Linked DNA regions of Mus musculus: region 2 is linked to region 1. Evidence: chromatin loops called from intact Hi-C (ENCODE). Cell type or tissue: heart. All regions are shown on one strand. Links, peaks and the distances in the headings refer to the core of each region. The heading gives the core; the rest is flanking DNA.

The links. Peaks named below come from ENCODE experiments on the same cell type or tissue, not always from the same donor. Only the 100,000 strongest peaks of a DNase experiment are listed, where the experiment ranks them.
Region 2: it touches region 1 in a loop (6-fold over the local background); 2 of 42 quality-filtered maps call a loop at or near these places.

What each region holds. Positions count from the first base shown.
Region 1 is chr4:88,492,576-88,501,155 of GRCm38, reverse strand. No RefSeq gene overlaps it. Among named protein-coding and RNA genes, the nearest start is that of Ifnb1, 26 kb to the left of the region's middle. In heart, for the core only: no CTCF peak of the experiment used is centred there; a DNase peak (open chromatin) is centred at 4,525.
Region 2 is chr4:88,433,795-88,442,374 of GRCm38, reverse strand. Hacd4 (3-hydroxyacyl-CoA dehydratase 4) reads left to right here and starts at 3,460. Exons shown (of 7, transcript NM_025760.5): 1 at 3,460-3,542; 2 at 4,812-4,915; 3 at 7,309-7,436. The coding sequence starts at 3,505. In heart, for the core only: no CTCF peak of the experiment used is centred there; a DNase peak (open chromatin) is centred at 3,424; H3K4me3 peaks cover 961 bases; H3K27ac peaks cover 1,401 bases.

The DNA.
Region 1 (8,580 bases), core at 493-8,492:
AAGTCCTGCTCCACTGTCCTTTTCAAAGGACAAAAGACAACTGGGAGAGGGTCCTCTATGAGTTCTAAAGGGCAGGGGCAACTTCAGATTCCTCCAGGTTTCAAAAGCTCTGCTGTTCCCAAAGGAAGGCACCCGCATGGCCAGCCCAGGGGGCTGTGACAAACCCCCTACATAGTCAGCCTGTTGCCCCAGATTCCTTGGGAGAACCACAGCACCCAGCATCACCAGGGTTCTCATGGGACTTTCCCTACAAGTGGAAACCAGATTGGAAGACACGCTTATGGCTAGAAATCCAGCAGCAGGGTCCTGGTTCCTATTGCTTCCAAGGGCTCTGTAACTACTAACAAGGACAGAAGTCTAGCAAATGTGCCAGGGAGATTGTTCATGCAGAAATGGTTTCTAGTTAATGAGCAGCTCCCGAGAAGGTTAGGATTAAGGACCCCTGGGACCAAGATAAAATTCACTGTCCCTCAAACCAGTTTGATCTGACCACGCACTTTTCATTTATTTTTGGTGGCTTGGGATATTCTCAACTTTGTGTATTAATAAGATTATTTTTTATCACTGTTAAATACTCATATAAGTTACTTTATTATTGAAACACTATTATATTTAATGACTTATTATTTTTAAAGTTAAACATGCTCTTTACGATTTTTTCTTTATTTTTTTCTTAGAAAGTTATTTTATTAGAATTTTAAACAATTTAGAGACATTCTTCCTTTTTTTTCATTTTATATTAGTTATTTAGCTCATTTACATTTCCAATGCTATACCAAAAGTCCCCCATACCCACCCACCCCCACTCCCCTACGCACCTACTCCCCCTTTTAGGCCCTGGCGTTCCCTTGTACTGGGGCATATAAAGTTTGCGTGTCCAATGGGCCTCTCTTTCCAGTGATGGCCGACTAGGCCATCTTTTGATACATATGTAGCTAGAGTCAAGAGCTCCGGGGTACTGGTTAGTTCATAATGTTGATCCACCTATAGGGTTGCAGATCCCTTTAGCTCCTTGGGTTCTTTCTCTAGCTCCTCCATTGGGAGCCCTGTGATCCATCCATTAGCTGACTGTGAGCATCCACTTCTGTGTTTGCTAGGCCCCGGGATAGTCTCACAAGAGACAGCTACATCTGGGTCCTTTCAATAAAATCTTGCTAGTGTATGCAATGGTGTCAGCGTTTGGATGCTGATTATGGGGTGGATCCCTGGATATGACAGTCTCTACATGGTCCATCCTTTCATCTCAGCTCCAAACTTTGTCTCTGTAACTCCTTCCATGGGTGTTTTGTTCCCACTTCTAAGGGGGGACATAGTGTCCACACTTCAGTCTTCATTTTTCTTGAGTTTCATGTGTTTAGGAAATTGTATCTTATATCTTGGGTATCCTAGGCTTTGGGCTAATATCCACTTATCAGTGAGTACATATTGTGTGAGTTCCTTTGTGAATGTGTTACCTCACTCAGGATGATGCCCTCCAGGTCCATCCATTTGCCTAGGAATTTCATAAATTTATTCTTTTTAATAGCTGAGTAGTATTCCATTGTGTAAATGTACCACATTTTCTGTATCCATTCCTCTGTTGAGGGGCATCTAGGTTCTTTCCAGCTTCTGGCTATTATAAATAAGGCTGCTATGAACATAGTGGAGCATGTGTCCTTCTTACCAGTTGGGGCATCTTCTGGATATATGCCCAGGAGAGGTATTGCTGGATCCTCCGGTAGTACTATGTCCAATTTTCTGAGGAACCGCCAGACTGATTTCCAGAGTGGTTGTACAAGCCTGCAATCCCACCAACAATGGAGGAGTGTTCCTCTTTCTCCACATCCACGCCAGCATCTGCTGTCACCTGAATTTTTGATCTTAGCCATTCTGACTGGTGTGAGGTGGAATCTTAGGGTTGTTTTGATTTGTATTTCCCTGATGATTAAGGATGTTGAACATTTTTTCAGGTGCTTCTCTGCCATTCAGTATTCCTCAGGTGAGAATTCTTTGTTCAATTCTGAGCCCCATTTTTTTTTCCATTTTTTATTAGGTATTTAGCTCATTTACATTTCCAATGTTATACCAAAAGTCCCCCATATCCACCCACCCCCACTCCCCTGCCCACCCACTCCCCCTTTTTGGCCCTGGTGTTCCCCTGTACTGGGGCATATAAAGTTTGCAAGTCCAATGGGCCTCTCTTTCCAGTGATGGCCGACTAGGCCATCTTTTGATATATATTCTGAGCCCCATTTTTAATGGGGTTATTTGATTTTCTGAAGTCCACCTTCTTGAGTTCTTTATATATGTTGGATATTAGTCCTCTATCTGATTTATCTAATTCCAGTTCTGCACAAACTATTTCACAAAATAGAAGTAGAAGGTACTCTATCCAACTCATTTTATGAAGCCACTATTACTCTGATACCTAAACCACAGAAAGATCCAACAAAGATAGAGAACTTCAGACCAATTTCTCTTATGAATATCTATGCAAAAATCCTCAATACAATTCTCGCTAACCGAATCCAAGAACACATTAAAGCAATCATCCATCCTGACCAAGTAGGTTTTATTCCAGGGATGCAGGGATGGTTTAATATATGAAAATCCATCAATGTAATCCATTATATAAACAAACTCAAAGACAAAAACCACATAATCATCTCGTTAGATGCAGAAAAAGCATTTGACAAGATCCAACACCCATTCATGATAAAAGTTCTGGAAAGATCAGGAATTCAAGGCCCATACCTAAACATGATAAAAGCAATCTACAGCAAACCAGTAGCCAACATCAAAGTAAATGGAGAGAAGCTGGAAGCAATCCCACTAAAATCAGGGACTAGACAAGGCTGTCCACTTTCTCCCTACCTTTTCAACATAGTACTTGAAGTATTAGCCAGAGCAATTCGACAACAAAAGGAGATCAAGGGGATACAAATTGGAAAAGAGGAAGTCAAAATATCACTTTTTGCAGATGATATGATAGTATATATAAGTGACCCTAAAAATTCCACCAGAGAACTCCTAAACCTGATAAACAGCTTCAATAAAGTAGCTGGATATAAAATTAACTCAAACAAGTCAATGGCCTTTCTCTACACAAAGAATAAACAGGCTGAGAAAGAAATTAGGGAAACAACACCCTTCTCAATAGTCACAAATAATATAAAATATCTCGGCGTGACTCTAACTAAGGAAGTGAAAGATCTGTATGATAAAAACTTCAAGTCTCTGAAGAAAGAAATTAAAGAAGATCTCAGAAGATGGAAAGGTCTCCCATGCTCATGGATTGGCAGGATCAACATTGTAAAAATGGCTATCTTGCCAAAAGCAATCTACAGATTCAATGCAATCCCCATCAAAATTCCAACTCAATTCTTCAACGAATTAGAAGGAGCAATTTGCAAATTCATCTGGAATAACAAAAAACCTAGGATAGCAAAAACTCTTCTCAAGGATAAAAGAACCTCTGGTGGAATCACCATGCCTGACCTAAAGCTTTACTACAGAGCAATTGTGATAAAAACTGCATGGTACTGGTATAGAGACAGACAAGTAGACCAATGGAATAGAATTGAAGACCCAGAAATGAACCCACACACCTATGGTCACTTGATCTTCGACAAGGGAGCTAAAACCATCCAGTGGAAGAAAGACAGCATTTTCAACAATTGGTGCTGGCACAACTGGTTGTTATCGTGTAGAAGAATGTGAATCGATCCATACTTATCTCCTTGTACTAAGGTCAAATCTAAGTGGATCAAGGAACTTCACATAAAACCAGAGACACTGAAACTTATAGAGGAGCAAGTGGGGGAAAGCCTTGAAGATATGGGCACAGGGGAAAAATTCCTGAACAGAACAGCAATGGCTTGTGCTGTAAGATCAAGAATTGACAAATGGGACCTAATGAAACTCCAAAGTTTCTGCAAGGCAAAAGACACCGTCAATAAGACAAAAAGACCTCCAACAGATTGGGAAAGGATCTTTACCTATCCCAAATCAGATAAAGCTCTTTACTTTTTATAACCAGCACCTCTTACATTCATTATTGTTTTAGCTTTGTTCAAGAGGATTCTTTCGACTACTCGTTTGACCAACAATATTAACTGTCTTCGAGTCATCTCTCCATCTAGAAGGGAAAAACTGTCTTTTAGAAGAACCAGATTAACAGGACAAACAGCCTTATAAAGAAAACTGTGGTTGTGGTAGAATAATTAGCATTTTCTGTTCTCATGGAGTCTGAAAGTTGGGCAGGGGAAGCAGGAACTGGCTCCTTTCCAAACCCACAGTTTGCCAATCTGATAATCTGAGTGATTTATTTTGTTCCCTAAGAGAAGGGAAACAGAGGAAGGCTGGAAACAAAGATGCTGGCAGAGATGGAGAGTCGAGCAGAGCTGCTGCCTTGATAAGTTGTCTTGCACTGTATCAGCAGGGTAGACTGGGTGATTTATAAAGAAGTCTAAGGTCAAGGCATCTGCAGGTTGAGCCTGTGATCAGGACCTGCTTCCAGGCTAATGGACGGCTGCCCTTTGTTGTGTTCCCAAAAGGTTGGAAGAGCAAACAACCTTTATCCCTCCAAGAGGGCTCTATCATCCGGACCAAATCCTCGCCATGGGTGTTAGGATTCAAACATGTGACACACAAATTTTCAGATCATATCTAGTAAAACAATGGGACAGGAACTCCCAAGACACTCTGCTCCCTGCTCTGCTAAACTGAGATTTGGAACAGCCCAGGTGTCCAGACCCTTCCTCGATTTCCTATCACCACATTCCTGGCTGTATCCCCCACCCAACCCATAAGTAACGGATCATCAATCTGCACCATGTTGTTTTGGTTTTCCTTTTTGATATTATCTTTAAGCCTTCAGGTAGCCAGACAATATTCTCGATATCATCACAATGTTTAGGTTTTTAAAAAGTATTTTTGTTTTCTAGGTGCAATTGAGGGCTAACTTGAGTTTTAAAACCAGGATGAGAAGATTCCGATCACTAGGGCGAGTGGCTGAGTGGGAGCGAGATTCCAGGACCATTTGCCTTCACTAAGTAAGCCAGTTGTTTACAATTACAGTCATTCATTTCTACAGCAGAGGCTTGAGTTGCAAATGCAGAAATAATTTTTAAAATGTTGCTGTTCATCTCCAGGACTAACTCTGAAATTGACTAAGTCATATTTCACTGTAAGTTCGTTCCTGAACCTAAGTTACTGATGACTAAAGGCTAAATTTCTCCTATGTAGACTGTCATCCAATAGCACTTTCTGAAACATTTGAAGATATTTCTGCTGCCTGTTGTGTAGAACTGTCTTCCGAGCCCAGCAACTGCCATCTTGGTGAATTCAGCTGTGCCCACCTGCAAAAAGGTTAATATCCCAACTGGGCTCCTTGACAAAAGTTTATGTCCCTTCACAGAAGGGTGAGGAGGGCCATGAAGCCCTCCAGAGTATTCAGATGCTCCCTACCACCTGTTGTGTGGCACACTGTCTTAATTGCGTGCTCCCTTGAGCAAGGGCTAGAGAGTGGGGAGAATAGAGGAGAGGGGTTCCATCTACCCTGCAACAGGGAAGCCATCGGTCTTGCAGCATAAAGCTTTCCTGGTGCAGCACTCCTGAAAGAAGCCTAAGCTCTGCAAGGAAGCTGGATAAGCTTGTTATTGTTCTCCAGAATGGGCTTAGGTTGTCCTTGCGACCTCAGGAGGATGGGTGGACCTTATTTCGGTCTCCCCAAGGGAAGGGATTTTAACTGCATTGCCTGGGTACTATAGACAGCAACCACATGACTACTGAACACTCTAAATGTGCCTAGTGTGACAAGAATCGATTTTGAAATTAGCTTCTAAGTAAGTTTGATTTCAATGCTACACATACCTAGTCACTGTCACATTGGACGACCCAATTCTACAACCCCAAGAATTCCTGAATAAGAGGAAACACATGAGAGAAGACAATTTCCTGAAACTACCTGGTTCATTTTTGATATGAACACAACCTCCATAAAAACAACATTTATCTAACTACTTAGCCTAGAGAGCAGACCTTTCAGTCAGACATTTGCCAGTCATTCCCTCTGTCCAATATTCTCTCAGGTGTTGCCCCATTTATTGCTATCTGGAAAACGAGGAATTTTAGTAATTTATTTTCCACTGACTTTCTCCCAATAGGCATAAGCTCTAAAACCCAAGCATTTTGAGTGTTTTATTTATTTATACATTTATGTACATGTCTGCATAAAGACCCATGCACACATGCAAATGAATAGCCACCCATAGTAAGTACAGCCCACATCCTTGCCATATAACAAGTACTTGAAAAATTACTGACCTGGCTATCTCATAAAGAACAGTATAGCCAGGCTTGCTCACATGTGACTTAATTTCAGCACTCAGGAGGCAGAGACAGATGGGTCTCTGTGAGTTCAAGGACAGCCTGTTCTGCACAGTAACTTCTAGGCCAGCCAGAGCTACATAATGAGAACCTGCATAGCTACTGTTTTTCAAAGTTTACTTTTAATAATGGTTCTTACATGCTTTATCCCCCCCTTCTAGCCCACCACCCAGCAGAGGTGGTAGAAAAGAAAGGTTATTAGGATACAGAGAAAGTGGACCTGATTAGAAATGGTTCTTTGGAGCAAATCACATCTGCATTGTCAGGAAATCAGCAGTTCAGTTCACAGGAGGCAGCAGCTCTATCCCCTCAAAAACTCTTTATGGTTATACCGGCTGTCCAGTTCCGTTGTTGGCATGGCAGAAGCAGTGGCACTCCCTAGCAGGAACAGCTAGGCCTCACCTAAATTGGCATGGGTTAGCAGGAGGAATTAGGACCAATAGGGACACCAGGAGAAGTTCCGTGTTGTGCCTTTCTCAATGAAGCAAAGGTCATTGAAGACACCAGATCAAGAAGCATTGCAAAGCTAGCTCTATCAGCAAGCCCCTCTCACAGTCTGTTGAGTCCTATTTATACTCCCTCCAAACATCATGCGTTCTCCATGGGTCTTGCCTCACCACATATCTTGCCTCAGCATGTGAGTCTGTCTTAGCAAAACTCCATTTGAGTCTCTATCAGCTGATATCACTCTGCAAATTGGCCCAAGTCCTCAGAAGCACCAAGAAGCTGCCAGCATACCACCAGAAGTTTGTTTGTTTGTTTGTTTGTTTGTTGGTGTGTTTCTCTCTATGGAGTCACAACAAATGGTGCTCAACAACACACGTAAGGCAAACCAATACATGCATGTAGTTAGTGAAGAATCCTTAACCACACATCCCTTCACATGCTTGCCTTAGCAAAAGATCCCTGCACTTGTGCCCAATTCAGTAAAACAGTCCTTCACATGTTTGCTCCAGCAAAACACCATGCGACACAACAGACTCTCTAAAGAACTCTTAAGTTTTCACTTCAATCTGTCTCAAAAAACTTTTAAATGAATAAAAAGAATAGAAAGTAAATAGTGATGAGATAGATTGACCAGTGGATTTGCCATATTTTGAGGTTCTTTTGGACCCAGAAAAGTATTATTCAACTCAACTTACAATAATTTCGGAAACATAGAATTTATTTCAGAATTTATTGAAAGTAACAAAAGCAGCCTTTTGGTTGCACTTAAACTTATTAAACAATTATTCCCTTGGAATATGTATAGGCAATAGGCTACAACTGAACAAACTATATTCTGTGTCAAATGGCTTTGACTTTATTTAATCATCAATTCTTTCTCTCCGAGAAAAGGATTTCTTTTTGGGGGGTTATTTATTTCATTTACATTTCTAATGCTATCTCAAAAGTCCCCCACATGCTCCCCCACCCCCTCCCCCACCCACCCACTCCCACTTCTTGGCCCTGGCATTCCCCTCTACTGAGGCATATAAAGTTTGCATGACCAATGGGCCTCTCTTTCCACTGATGGCCAACTAGGCCATCTTCTGATTCATATGCAGCTAGAGACACGAGCTCCAGGGGGGTACTGGTTAATTCATAATATTGTTCCACCTATAGGGTTGCAGATCCCTTCAGCTCCTTGGGTACTTTCTCTAGCTCCTCCATTGGGGGCCCTGTGATCCATTCAATAGCTGACTGTGAGCATCCACTTCTGTGTTTGCTAGGCCCTGGCATAGTCTCACAAGAGACAGCTACATCTGGGTCCTTTCGGCAAAATCTTGCTAGTGTATGCAATGGTGAGACAAGGATTTCTAACCATAGGTAAACATGAGACTCCTCTGTGGTACTTTCTAGAACTATGTATCTGTGCCCCTCAACTCCAGTCTCCCTCATTTACAGTGGGAAAGTTCAGGCATGCAGAGTTCTGTAAATGCAGAAATGAAAACCACTGTCCTTAACACAAAGCCTCTCCTTTCTAATGTTAAGCAGGACTTGCAGCTTGCTGGAAGTTCTAGTCATTCTGACACCCTTAAGATACTCTTTACCATCAGCTGTCTTCTGCCCAACGAAGTGACCCAAATTTCCTGGGCTTGAGAGAATTTCCTGTCTTCTCTGTACTGGTGTGTTTTCCTTACACTTCCTTATTTCTGAGGCCTCCCATAGGTATACCCAGCTATTCGTTCTCTTTACCGTTTATTAACTACAGTTCTAAAATTCTTCCTC
Region 2 (8,580 bases), core at 354-8,353, 59 kb after region 1:
TGTGAACTCAGAGATAACTGAGCCAACAGACCGCCAATTTCTTCTATATGAACAGATAAGTGAGAGTTCACAGCATACATTTCAGGATGGCCACCCTCAGGAAGTACTCATTGTGTTAAAATTCTGTGATGGGGAAATGCAGGCTTCCCTGGTTGATCTGTGTCCACTTTAATAAACACCTGCTGTGCCAGCCACTGTGCTAAATGCTGTGACCCTCTTTCATCTGTACATTTTCCTGCTTAATCTTCCCAACAGCTGTGGGCTCTTCACAAAAGGGAACCGTGTTTACAAAGGTTTAAGCTTGCCAGGTTCTCACTGTTAGCACAAGACATACAGCCCCCTTGGAATCTATAATCTAGAGGAGGAAGGATCTGGCTAATGATAGCCTAAGGTGTTTGTCATCTTAGACATACATTAACTCAGTGTGACTCCCACAGGGAGCTCTGGGAAAGCCTTTAAAGAATGAATAGAACTCTTTAAGGTAAATGGTGGGCTGTGAGAAGGGACGGGGAGGTAGAAGAGAAATGTCAAGTTAAAGGGAGAAGATTCACAGAGGCGCAGGGACAGAGAGTGCCTGGTGGAGTCAGAGAACACAAGGGGTGATAGACAACAAATGACACCCATGGGTCCCAGGCTAAAGATAAGATTGGACTACCAAATCAAGTCCCTCTATGAGATAGACTTCTATTTTAAGAAATGCTGTCCAGGCACTGGAGAGATGGCTCAGTGGTTAAGAACACATACTGCTCCTGCAGAGGACCTGAGCTCAGGCCAGTCTACATCCAGGGGATTGGATGCCTCTGGCTTCCACAGGCGCCTGTATTCACATGCACTCACCCATACATGCATACGTACATACATATGTACCTACATATACATAAATATAATTTAAAATAAAATACAGGTTTAAAAAGGAAGAAAGACTTTCTGTAGCCTTGCACAAATCTCTGACTGCGAATGGGGTGGGGTAAAGGTAGCTCCACATCACTGCCTGGGCCTCAGGAACACGTGCACTGGGTTTGTCTTCCAAGGGAAGAGAGGAATTTCACTTCTCATCTAGACAGATTTATCGTAATAATTCTTGTACCCATTTCCTTGGAAAATTCTTGTACCTATTTCTGCTGGATGGGGAAGGTTTCATTGCCGTTGTTGTTATTTTTGTTGGTTAATTGGCCTGTTTTTCATCTGGTACTAAAATAGAATCTTTGATGTATCCGAGAGACGTAAAGCCAAGTGATGGAGTGAAGGTTCAGGAGGTGGCTGTGGAGATGGTATAGACTGGGTTGAAGAGGGCCGGCTTCAGCTCACACTGCTGCTGGAGTGTGTGAACGAATGTAGGAAGTTAGTAGTTGCTCTAACTGATAAGACTGTATTGGGTGGGGATACTTTGCAATGATGCCAGAGTTTTAAACCTAAGTAGCTCTGAGAATGGTGACTTCGCTGTAGAAAAGTAGGCAGTGATCTAAGAAGGAAGGCGGTAAGCTCATTTGAAACAGTTTTAACTGGAAATAATGAAACTCTCACAAAGCAATACCCAGAAACCGTCCCAAGGCCAGAGCTAGTATTCAGAAGAGAGTCGGAAAGGCTTCGAAGAGATGGAGCTGTGCACGGTGATTGTCTCTGCAGAAGAGCTGACCTAGGGCCTACCTCTGAGGAAGCAGAGGGAGGATGCTGTGCAGAGAGGCAGGGCATGGGAGTCATAGCCATATGCAGAGTTGGAGAAGTGAAGGGAGGGCAGGAGAAGGATGAAGAAGAGTTTGCTGATAAAGGACCTCTTCTCGGGCAGACACCCTGTCCTCCCAGCTCCAGTCTGTCCAGAACCCCTGGCTTCTGCTGGGTTTGGGCACAGATGGCTTTGGAAATAGTTTCTTGTCTATGTGTTGTTTGCTCTTAAGCTCACAGATTCACGTCCTATAATTGAAGCCCGAGGGACAGTAGAAAGGACTTGGGGAACCCTGAGAGTAGTTTCGGGAGTGTTGGGAGTCCAAACTGTAAGGTACATGGAGCAAAAGGGTGATAGGAAATGAGATAGGGCCCTGGATGTTGATGGCAGATGACAAAGGTTTGAGGGGGGTGTTTAAAAGAGGGGTTCTAAACTCTGGGGTTAGAGATCTGAAAATGCACCCCCTTCCCTCCACCCCTCCAGATAGGGTCTCCCTCTGTACTCAGGGTGCCTGGAACTCACTGTGTAGCCCAGGCTGATGCTGAAGGCGGAATCAGCTCCCCACCTCGGCTTCTAGAGTGCTGGGGTTACGGGTGTGAACGACCACGTGACATGAATTTGTTCCTACACTGCCATGAAGGCCAGTGTACAGGAGACAATGGAGACAGTTGAGAGGACAGTGCAGCCTCTGCCAAGGGGCTTGAGAAGGAACGGAGGCTACAGAGGAGCTGGCCCCTGGTGGGGGGCGGGGAGACACGGAACAGTGGGACATCTAAGAGGCAGACTCTGTGACAGCTATGAGGAAGGAAACCATGACCCAAGAAGAAAAATTGCTGACTGTAACTTCTAACCCTGCTGTTTATCAGCTGTGTGACCTGTGGTGAGTGACAATATTTCTTAAGGCCTCAACTTCCTTTTTGGTAAGATGGAAGCACTACCTTCCAACTCCAGCAACTATATGTAACTGTTCCACTTGTGGGTTTTGGGGGAGTTTTTTTCTTTTCTTTTTTTTTTCTTTATTTTTTCCCATTTCTTCTTTTTCTTTTTTGGTGGTGGCGGTGGTTTTTTTTTTTTTTTTTTTTTTTTTGGGAAAATACTTTGGGGAGCTGTTTTGTTCTCTTCACCTGGTAGAACAGAATAATTGGAATCTGATCTTCACGAACCCAGGAGGTGGGTCACTCTGTCTAGGAGATGGGATGCCATTGTCCCAAGAAACCAGGAAAAGATGTGTGGGAGTGTTGGCCATGGGCAGCGACATTAACTTAAGCGAATAACATTAACTTAATGACATTAAACATTAAATAAATGACATTAACTTAAATGAACAAAAGCATTTATGCACACCACTGCCACCCAGGTCTCTAAGTGTCAGGGATGGATTTCTGGAGGGCTCTGGCTCATGTTTGAACAGATATTGGGCCATTTGCCCTTAGCTTTCCTTCCTGAACCGTTCTCCTACCTTAGGGCTTCTAAGAAAGGCCCTGGCCACCCTGAGGATCATGCAACCTTAGAGCTAGTTATATCCAGTTAAGAGTATAGGCAGGTGAACTTAGGGGTCTCCAGCCACAGATCAGTAGCCTGGGATCAGTTTGGAAAGCCTCGGGCGGATGTGCTTGTTCATCCCGCATACTTTCTATGCCTGGCCAGCTCTCCTAGGGCAGCATGGCAGGAATTTGACTTTCATCTCCTGCCCATCTCCTGACCTCTGCTTTTTTTCAAAACTTGCTGAGTGTGTTGAGGCCCCGCCCTTCCCGAGCCCAGCCTGAGGCGTCCCGCCCCTACCGCTTTCCCAGCCCACTCCTGCTGCTTCCCGGAGGTGCCAGAGGAGCAGACTGTGGCCCATGGGGCCCTCGGTGCTGCCAGCCTGGCTGCAGCCCAGGTAGGATTAGGGGGCTGCGGGGAGGGAGGGGCCAGGGAACTGGGCAGAAGCCCACCCATCGGCTTTCACTCCCGCGAAGCTCCTGACTGTTTAACACTGCTCCTTCTGCCTGGTAGTGGATTGCATTTTCTCCTCCATAGCTCAGGACAGAGGCTTTGCTGTTTCCTTCGGTTTTTTAGTTTTGGAGATGAGGAAATGGAAGGGTGGGCTGCAAGGCCACCTCTTCTCTTTGTGCGCTCCCACAAGTTCTTCTCTTCCTTGTCCTTGCTGCGCCCTAGATTTTGGCACAGGGTGATTTTGACAGCATCCTGTAGCAGCAGCATCTGTCACAGGCCAGATTCCAGGGAAACTAGGGCCTGGGGGGAGTGCTTACCTGAAGCCTGGTGATGCTGATTGGCTTGCAGTTTTCCCCTTTTAACCCCTATAGCAGTTTTGGTCATCTGTTGACTGCTCCATAGAGTTTGCTTATATATCTTGTTTCTCAGAAGTTTCCAACTAAGAGAAGTCATTGTTAACACTAACAAGGCCACTCTACACATCCTTGTGCACACCGGGAAGCCCTTCACCTCCTTTTCCAGCTCCTCAAACCAAGAATCACCAATCTTCTTTTTTAAATTCAGTTTACACCCTGGCTGTCCTCTCCCCAGGAACCCACACACACACACAGCTTTACACTCAGCTTGACTTCCTTTTTTTTTTTTTGGCTGAGCAACTAAACTGCTTTCTATGTGCATTTGATGGAGAGAACTAGCTTCCCTTGTAAAATACAACAGGAGGCAGGGCCAGGAAGAACGAGAGTGCAACCCCAATCACAAAAGTCAGGTGTGTTCAATGACTGAGTCATAATCCAATTGTGACCACTCCCCTTTGATAACTGTAAGCCAGCTCTTTCAAGTTAATTTGGCAAGCTGAGCTACTGGAGTTCAAGCTGCCCAAATCAGTCCCTTTGCGTCAGTGTTTCTTCCCTGTCCCCTTCAACTTTCAAAGCTTTTCTCATAGTGGCTGAAAGTGTTAGAGAAACAAGGTTAGAATGTTATCAAAGATGAGAATGAAGTGTGGAAAAGAACTACCTTTGGTTTTAAGCAATCTCAGTCAACATACTCTTGTTAGATAAATTCATCCCATCGGACTCTCATGGGTTTGGAGGGACAACCCAGTGAAAGACCCCAATATAGAACTCTGACCTGGAACAGTTTTCTTTTGCTTGCTCAGTTTGACTGGTACATTACATTAAAAGATGTGTTTAATGGCATTTTTCTGTATTTATAGGTATAGGAAGAATGTATATCTTTTCATCTATTACTTAATTCAGTTCTGTGGCCACTCATGGATACTGGCAAATATGACAGTCAGATTCTTCTCATTTGGGAAAGGTAAACACTCCTAAATGGTTTCGATTTCTAACTATTATCCCTGGATTCATCTGGCCTCACTGATTTTCATTTTGAACTTCTTGCATCCTGCATCTGGAACCATTCACGTCTCTGGAGTTTGTTTTTCCATAAGTATACTTAACTATTTCAGACTTAAAGGGAGAAGATGAGACCAGGCGAGAGGGGCCTGTCTTGCCCCAGAGCTGCCAGTTTGCTCTGAAAGCAAAAACCTATCTTTGGAATGTTCCATTTTGGTTCTGCACAAAACTCATAAATTAAACACATTTTGAAAAGTCTGTAAGTTCCAGCCTGACATTCTGTGCAGAGCAATGAGAAATTAATAAAATTCCTCCACTGCGTACTCATCCCCAGACTTAGGGTAGCTGGAGATGGCCAGTAACTGAATGACAGACAAACTTTATGCCCCCAAGACCCTGTTTGATCCCTCAAGAAGTAATACGTACATGACACACACACCGATGACTAGTCACCGACAAGCAGTTGGTATTGATGACTTGAATCATAAGCTTCCTTCAGTTTCCTAAAAAGTCAAGAATTCATGCTTTAAACTATTCACTTCAGATTGTTAAAGAGTGAATCACCAAGTGACTGTCAAAACAACCTTCTCTGAGTCCCATCCCCACATGAGTAAGTGTCATTACAGTTTACAACTGTTTGGTGACTTGACAATTTGAGCAACTGCTGGTTTAGCTAAAAACAAACACGAGCGTAGCTGGAAAAAAAAAACATGCTGAACTCATCAATCAAGTCTCCTGTATCACACTCATCTGTTAGACAGTAACAAACTCTCCTGTGTCTCTCAGTCTTACTGAAAATGTATACAATCTTGCCTTTGTTATTAATCTCAAAGCCAAAGCAGAAGGCTTGAATGTCAACCATGAGAGCTGAGAGTTTTCAACCAGAGGAAGACTGAGACACAAGTGGTAGGAGGCCATCAGCTCTGTAACCTTGTTAGGATAGGCTGTGTGATCAGACTGCAGCTCATTTACACCCCAGGCCCCAGTCAAGAATTCTGATGTGGCCCTAACCCTAGAGTGGGCGAAGTAGCCTTAGCCAAATGTCTTGCCACTATAATTGTAGCAGCTACTGTGATTAGATAAACAGAACTGGTCTGTTCATTGGAAATGAAGCCTGAGAACAATGGAATGGGAGACCGGTTCCATTCCCTAAGCCAGTGTCTCTCAATCTTCCTAATGCTGGGACTCTTTAATATAGTTCCTCATGTTGTGGTGACACCCCCAACCCCACCATCATAAAATTATTTCATTGCTACTTCATAAATGTAATCTTCTAGTTATGAATCCTAATGTAAATATTTGATATGTTGGATATCTGATATATGACCCCCGTGGAAGGTTGTGTGAGCCTGCAAGGGGGTTCTAGCTCACAGGCTGAGAAGCTGCTCTAGGCAATGATTCAAGCTGATCAAGAGCAACAGAGCCTTGAACTTGTGTGACCCCACTATCTTCTTCTGTCAGGACTGTGTAATGGTAGGTACAGGCAGAGGGTAAGAGTATGGACTACTAGTGTGTCAGCAATTGTGTCTCAGAGGGGCATGTGATGGGGCATTTATTTAAAAAAAAAACCACCAAGATAAGACTCTCCAGTGCCTGGTCAGTTATAATCATACAAACACCTGGAATCCAGTAAAAACAGAAAAATCTCCCTTCAAGACTCTGAATGGGGCAGGATTTTATTGAAGATCTTAAAGCAACACGTTTGTCATCAGAGGACCAACTGTTCCCTTCTATTCCAGTTCCCTCTAAGGCGAATACCTCAGTCGTGTCTTCTCATAATGCCAACTCCAAAGTTCAGTGCTCAAAACAAAGCCAGAGTCACTAGTCCCATCTGTGTACAGGACCCAAGCACGAGCAAATGTGGTGTGTGACGTCTCAGCACCACAGTGTCATTTCCATAAAATTTCTATGAAATCAGTTTTCTCATTGCCCTCTTTCTCAATGAAAAAGCTGAACATATCAGCTTTTAGTAACTTCACCTCCAAGTGATCTACATGTCAAGGGGTTTAGATTCTGATGGATTATGTTTGTGTCAGAATTGCTTAAGAATCTCATACATTGGAAATAAATACAATAACCCTGGCTGTGAAGACTTTCTAAGTTTCCATTCTTTTTGGAAGAGAACCAAGTACAAAGAACTATACATACATTCTCTAAGTACCTCAGTACTTCTTGTGAGTATCACAGTACTTTCTAGGGATGTATCACATTGCTACGAGTTAGTAGCTTATTTAAAATAATTTTTGTACATACAATAAATGCATCTTGTCTGTATTTTGCTATGCCCTGCAAATGTGTGTTCAGATGCAGTTTTGACTCACAATGTCCGTATTTGTTTGTCATTCACTAACACAGATTCCATGGCCGACACGTTTTACGCTATTGGGTTAGTTATGCGGGTTTGCCAATCCATTTCCCTTTTGGAACTTCTGCACATTTACATTGGCATTGAGTCGAATCAGCTTTTCCCACGGTTTTTGCAGGTAAGTTTAACCATGCTGTTATTGTAGAGTCTCGTTAAGTGTTTATTTTGTCCTATTTATAGCCCCGAGAATTTGTTCACAGGATTCCGTTACCTAAGCCACAACAGTTAGAATGGCCCATTGGCAGTGTTTGGGAAGTGCCACTGGCTGGTGTGTGCACGGCCTGGATCCTCTTCTGGAGAGTCCATGGCCATTTACCCTCTACATGTGTCTTTCTGAGGCAGAGCAGAAGTGGAAAGGATCAGAGTTGATGATTTTACTGTGATGCCTGGCTCTTCTATGGACCACTCTGAGGTTATGCTATCACAACCACAGGGCTTGATGGGAAAGAATAGGGGATTAAAAACAAAAAAGTGTTTGTTTTAACAGCAGGTTGACAGAATATTGAAAATTCACTTGTATATACTCCACATAGGTAATCATTGCTAGATTAAAACAAAAAAAATTAAATGGTGTTTTCCATGAAGACAAAATAAGTTTTGAGTTACTACATGGATATATATCTTAACAACTCCAGGATATGGAATTGCCATCGAGATGAGCATAATTTTAGGTATCCTCAAAAGAAATCTGAAAACAAACTGTTTCCTAAAAAATCAGAATCTTAATGTATTTAAATGCCTGGCAAAATGCTTGGTATATAAACACAGAGCTTAAAACTGGCAGGGTGTAGTGTTATATATCCTTGTGTTAATTTGCTTGAAGTAACATGAAAATTTAAAGGATACAAATAACGGCTTAATCTTCATGTATCTAATAAGAGCCTAGTATTATAAATATTAACTATAGATGGGTACGGCAAGAAAGGGTTGGCAAGATGTCCAGGTAAGGGCATTTGCCATTGAGTATGATGACCTGAGTTTAATTTCTGGAACTCACATTGTAGAGGGAAAAATTAACTTCTATAGTTGTCCTCTGACCTCCATTCATGCATAGCAGCAGGAGAGTGTGGGGGCATGTGCATGTGTCTGGGTGCACACACAGATACACAGACACAAATGTTTTAAAAGGTATGGGGTAGATTTCATTTTACTTACTAAATAAAAATAGGGAAGCCTTGTTCATTAGAAAGAAGGCATTTTATATGTTGACATACCAAGCATTTAAAAATGGAGGTCATGATGTACAATAAAGTTACATTAAA